Regions from separate parts of the Mus musculus genome. Here region 1 is linked to region 2. A link is a loop called in an ENCODE intact Hi-C map of the cell type or tissue named here. Cell type or tissue: heart. All regions are shown on one strand. Each heading gives the region's core, and the rest is flanking DNA. Links, peaks and the distances in the headings are about the cores only.

Evidence for each region. Peaks named below come from ENCODE experiments on the same cell type or tissue, not always from the same donor. Only the 100,000 strongest peaks of a DNase experiment are listed, where the experiment ranks them.
Region 1: a loop joins it to region 2, with 1.9 times the contacts of the local background. A loop is called at or near these places in 2 of 42 quality-filtered maps.

What each region holds. Positions count from the first base shown.
Region 1 is chr11:119,544,245-119,547,148 of GRCm38, forward strand. It overlaps Nptx1 (neuronal pentraxin 1), which reads right to left. Exons shown (of 5, transcript NM_008730.2): 1 at 2,902-2,904; 2 at 2,408-2,615; 3 at 348-592. Among named protein-coding and RNA genes, the nearest start is that of Nptx1, 2.1 kb to the right of the region's middle. In heart, for the core only: a CTCF peak has its summit at 1,746; a DNase peak (open chromatin) is centred at 2,317; H3K4me3 peaks cover 489 bases; H3K27me3 peaks cover 2,500 bases.
Region 2 is chr11:119,768,815-119,771,718 of GRCm38, forward strand. The region is part of intron 6 of Rptor (regulatory associated protein of MTOR, complex 1); the gene reads left to right. Among named protein-coding and RNA genes, the nearest start is that of Rptoros, 64 kb to the right of the region's middle. In heart, for the core only: a CTCF peak has its summit at 1,064 (motif pointing left); no DNase peak of the experiment used is centred there.

The DNA of each region.
Region 1 (2,904 bases), core at 301-2,800, 220 kb before region 2:
GGACTAGAACATCCCCAGGACGGTCCTCTGCCCGCCCGCCCTCCCTCTCTCTCTCCCTCCCTCCCTCCCCTCCGCCGGCTAAGGCCTCTTTCTGGAATGTTCCAGCTCTCCCTGTTCTTATTATGAGGGCAGGTGGAGATGTCCCTCCCCATTTCCGAGCTGATACAGCTTCCACCTCCCCCAGTCTCGCCGGGCAGACATTTTTCTCAGAACCACAGCCCCAATGAGCACCCCACACCCCAGGTTTCTAGAAGACCCGCAGTCCCACAAGCCCTGGTGCGGTGTGGGCATGCAGCTCAGAGGACACCCAGGATCCTGGGTGAGCTTTGCCCTGTGACGGGCAATACCTTGTCATTAATGAGTATCTCCATGGGGTTGTTGCCCCACTCGATGAGGACCAGTTCGTTGGCCTGCCCAGGCACAGCATAAGAGAAGGGTGTGCCCACTCCAGGCGCCGCACTGGACTTGAGCCACATGCACACGGTGAAGGCATACATCTCTGGCAGGCTCTTCTTCACCTTGGCATACATGTAGTTGGTCCGCAGTGGGAATGTCAGCTGAAACTTGTCTCCGGGGCGATTGTCTTTCTGACCTAGGGAGGACAAGTGAGTCCTGCCATCTTGTACCCTGACCAAGTGCTCGGGGTACAAGTCGTGTCTGGTCCCCATCATGTCTCGTGATGCAGATGGGGCCCAGGGCCAGCTGGCAAAGAAAAGCTGACCCAAGGTCTCTGCACTCCGGGCCTTGCCAGCTCTTGTTGCCACATGGTGCCATCCCTGGGGAGGCTAAGGTAGGGGGAGCGCACAGGACAGGCTGTGAGCCTGCTGGTGAGCTGCAAAGTAGGCATGGGGGAGAGAATGGGGCCTGCTTCAGTGCACACTGGCCAAGGGACTGAGAAGGTGTGGCTGCAGAAGAAGGAACCAGGCTAGCTCCCCTCTGAGCTGCCCCCGTGGGGGCCGACCTGATTTAGATGATGGTGCTCTGAACCTCTTGACTGTACTGGGCTTTTCTCTCAGTCTCCACCAGAGACAAGCATCCCTACAGCCTGTCCCCTCCAGTAAAGCCAGGATACACTGCAGTTTTGTGTGCAGCTGTAAGGACCTTTCCGAGGGAGTTGCAGGCCTCCCCCAGGGATGCTGCCTGGAACCTACTGAAAGGCAGGGCAGCAGCCTTCCTTGAACCAGGGCCCCCAAGGTGATGCTTTGAGGGTACCACAGAGCCTCTGATGAGCTGCCTGGAAATTGAGGCTCCAGGCCTGGTCACCTCGTGACTGCTAACCAGCATCCTCTGGGAAAGTCTAACGCTCACCTCCACCTCTACACTTCCTGTGGCTGGTCCTGCCCCCCCACCCCCACTGTGACTGATTCTCAGGGAAACAGGTCCCATTGAGCAGTGCATCATTACTCTTTTAGAGCCAAGGAATGCACCTGCCTTGCCAGCTCATGGCTGTACCCCTATCCCAGGAATTCGGACAGGAACCTAGTCCCCGAATTCAGAGTGACTTCTAGAAAGCAACAGGACAGGACAGGACAGGACAGAAACAACACCACCCTCGAGGCAACTGAGCAACGGAGCAGAGCTGACCCTTAGCGCAGACCTCTGCTAATTCAGGCTCGGTCGTCTGGGGAGGTGGGGGGTCAGTTCCAGTATCTCTCTGGAGTGTTTTCCTGTCCTGAATCTCCCACCCCTCCCTTCTAAGGTTCCTCTTTCCCTTGATGTTTTTCAGTTACATAACACGCCTTAAGATGGCACTGTTTAAATCCATCCTGCACATTTTGCAGTCCGAGCAGGGTCACGTGGCCCTGCTCTGAGTGGGGCTGCCCCCTCCTCCTCTTACAACCTTGTTTGATTTCTTTGACTTCAGGGCACAGCTCATCAGCACACCCAGGCAGGTGCTAAGGACCAGCCTGAGTTCATGACCAGGGCAAATGCAGCTGCATGCAAGATGGGTCACTGGAAAAAAAAAAACCGATTGAGAGGGCTCAAGGTAGAGAGAGGGACCCCTAAACCCTGAAAGGACACCAGGGCTACTGGGCAATTGGCAGAAAAGATACCCAATGGCCCCAGAAGGCTAGTGTCCAGATCTTTGTTGGTGACAGATTCCAGCTGAAAGCAAGGCTTTCATTACTAAGGAAGGCTTGGGCCACAAACAGCTACTGTGCAAAGTTGCTGGAGATTAAACAAATCAGACTTAAAAAAAATCCTGCGAGTGTCCTGACTGTACTGTACAATCCCTTCTTAAGCTCTGCTGCGTCCCTGGAGAGGTATCTCCAGCCTAGGAACTGGGCAGGAAGCCCTAACTGGGGAGGGATTACAGAGTGGGGCCGGGACAAGAGGCCAGGGCAGGGAGCAGGACCCAGGCAGGCTGTCTCTGGAGAGCATGCAGCACGTTCCCCTGAGCCCTTACCTTTCTCCAGCTCGCTGATCCGTTGGTGTAGGGAGGTCAAGGCGCTCTCGATCTTGGCCCTTTCCTCTGTGTCGTTCTTGGGGCCCCCTTTCCCCTCCTCCAGAGTGTTCACCCGAGACAGCACCTGCCGCTCCAGGTCATCGATCTTGCTCTGCAGCAGATCCTTGAGGCTGTTGGTTTGGCTGGAAGAATTGAGGCGGCTGTACTGCTGCGGGGGCATAAGGGCAGGGGAAAACCACACCGTTAGGCGTGCAGCCCGGACCGTGCGCGAAGGCCCGCGACGCGGTCCCTGGGGCGATTGCGGGGGTGGCCTGGAGGGAAGCTCCAGCGAGTGGCAGCCCTCGGTGCCCCGCAGGGTTCGAGAGGCGCCGGTCAGGCATCAGCGCGCCGAAGAGGCAAGGAAGGGGGGACGGGGGTGCCGGACCGGGTCGGGATGGGGTGGGCGAGGGCAGAAGGGCGCATAACACGGAGGGGAAACCGCAGCTCACGCGGACCTC
Region 2 (2,904 bases), core at 114-2,613:
CTGATGAGGAGTGAGTGCAGGAGAGAAATTAATTGTGTTGGGTTTCCCTTATATACCAAATTAAGGCCTTTTGTTTAATCGATATAATTCTGGTTTTAAATATCTGTTATCTTCATTTTATGGGTTAAAACAGCTGGATATAGCCAGGCGGTGGTGGCGCACACTTTTAATCTCAGCACTTGGGAGGCAGAGGCAGGCGGATTTCTGAGTTCAAGGCCAGCCTAGTCTACAGAGTGAGTTCCAGGACAGCCAGGGCTACACAGAGAAACCCTGTCTGGAAAAAACAAACAAAAAACAAAAAAGTCAACAACAACAACAACAACAAAAAAACCCAGCTGGATATGAGAAGTTAGCCACTGTGTCCTCCAATTGGACAGTGGCAAAGCTGGGATTTGAACCCAGGACTCTCTGGACTTTCAGGACTGGTCATCATCATTACTCTGCTGTAATAATTTCATCTTTGCACTTGGTAACACGCCATTCCTAGTAGCAGAACCCTCTAGCATGGTGTTATCAGGCACAGAGGATCTGTCACAGATCTCTACTGTCAGAGACTGTGGCATTTTGAGCTGTATGGGGATGAGGTTACCTGGCTGAAACTGGGCCCTATTCATGGCTCCTGCTGTTGCAGCTTCACCACAGTTTGTCACCAGCACCCCTCAGGGGGACTGCTGGAGGCACTTTAGGTAAGAGGTGCTGCAGTCCGGTCTGACTTCTGCATCTCTAGCACCAGGCTTTAGTATGTGTGCTTGTGGGGAGCAGTATATTCTGTGAGTGCATGGAGAGGCAGGCCTTTCATGGGTCGCTTTTGCTTTCTTACTTCCATGCCTGTTGTTAGCCTGGAAGCTTGTTGGAAAGCACCTCCCTTTATTTTGATTTATGCCTATGCCTCCCTCCAAGGTAAGCCAATGGGGCCTCTATACACTGAGGACTGATCAGACCACTAACTACTACTGGCCAGAGTTGGAACCGAACACTTAGTGCTGTGGCCTCTGACAACTGGGTTCTGCTGTGTGGTAGGAACTTGTGCCTTTAGAATTCCATTGTGCAGCCGAGCTCTCCTCAGGCTGCCCCTGGTGGCCAGGGAAGGTAGCCTTCCCTGCACGATGCTGCCTTGCTGTGTATCCTTCCTTGCTTGTCCACCTCTCCTGTGAAGGGACACTGATGGTGGTCTGTTAGAAGGAACCGATGTTGGTCTGGCTCTGGGAGTCTGAGTGGTCTCTGGTCCATTTTTCCCCTTGGGTGAGTCAGTTTCTCTGCAGCCCTGTAAGGATGGTGCTCTCTTCCCAGCAGTAGAGGCAGTGCAGCTGCCCTGGAAGTACTGTGGAAGGGGGCTGTGAGGTCTGTGTCGGCCAGTATGTATTAATAGTGCAACACACTGTAATTTACAAGGGACTTCCCACATGGCTTCACATGCACCTTTGCTAGTAACCAGGACCAGTCAAAGCAGCCATAACTCAGGGCACATGACTGTGTGATTGACTGGGGACCAGGTGCTTAATATGCCCAGTGTTGTAGCCTGACTTATAGCTGAGTTCACAGCAGTCCTTGACACATGCTCATACCAAAAGTACACATTCACTCGGACTCCATCAGCTCCTTACACGTTCATTCAGAGGTTCCTTTGCTCCCGCAGGCTTATTCCTCATCACCTGTTTTCCTGGCCTCTGTTTCTGCTTAAGGCCCCTAGTTTACGTCTCAGGTTCCTTAAGACTGCAGCAGATCACAGAGAAGGTGCTCTCTTCCCACTGAGCCTGGCTCCTTCCTCTGCATTGTGCACCTGAGTGCCGCCAGCAACCATGGGGCTATGTGAGAGAGGGCAGCAGCATGCGCGCGCACACATACACACACACACCCGAACACAGGCACGCACTCACACATGCACACACACACCATCAGGTAGGCTCCAGAAGAGCCTTCCTTTCCTTCCATTACTGTGTGATATTCTAATAGTGAGCGGTAGGGAGGAACCTCTGAAAGGAATGAGCTCAGTCCCTGCTATTGTCTCATGGTGTCTGTCTGTCTGTTTTTCCATTGTGCAGCAGAGCTCTCCTCAGGCTGCCCCTGGTGCCCACACACTACATAATTCACGTAAGCAGAATCCATACATGTTTTGAATTGTGCTTCCAGGTTAAAGACAGCCACTTGCTATTATCACCCAGCCCTTTATTTTCAGGTTTAATATTCTATCCAGTGTTTCTGGGGGACAAAGCCCTTGTGCTGCTTCTCTGAGCACAGCGCCTCTCCTTGTTCTGGACACACTCACATGAGACTAGCATGCCAGAGAGTGGAGCTCCTGACCTCTGCTGTTCTGAAACTGGGAAGTGAGACCGCTCCATACTTATCACACATACAAACGTGTCATTTTCAGCACCCCCAGCCTTACCTTCAAGGAGAAACAGTCCCACTGCAGACTGTGATAAGCAGACTGTGGGCTGTGCATGATCTGAGAGTTTTGTGGCCTACAGTGTGTAAATCGCTGTGAGAAAGGTCTGTCCTTCCCTACCAGTGTGCTCACCTTCTTCCAGAAGCCTCAGGCACTTAGTGGAGGAGTACACCTGATGCTGAAGCCACGGACCAGGAACACAGCAGAGGAACCCTGGCAGCCTCTCCGCCTGCTGGAGGTGGACAAGACTGTGTACCGCACATGCTGCACAACTGAATCTGCATTTAAGTTTAATTGGAAACTAGTCTGACCCTGCCTACTTCAAGAACATCAGGAATTGGTTGCTTTGTCACAGCACTTCCCCACCTCCCATCCCAGGACTGTTTCTGCTGCTGATGATAAAAGTGAGCATAACCGCCCATGAAGAGCGCAGACCTCTGTCCACTGCCTACCCAGCCATGGCTGAAGTTCTCACTTGCTCAAGGAAGCTTGTTCTCTGATAAGTTCCCCTTGCCTCT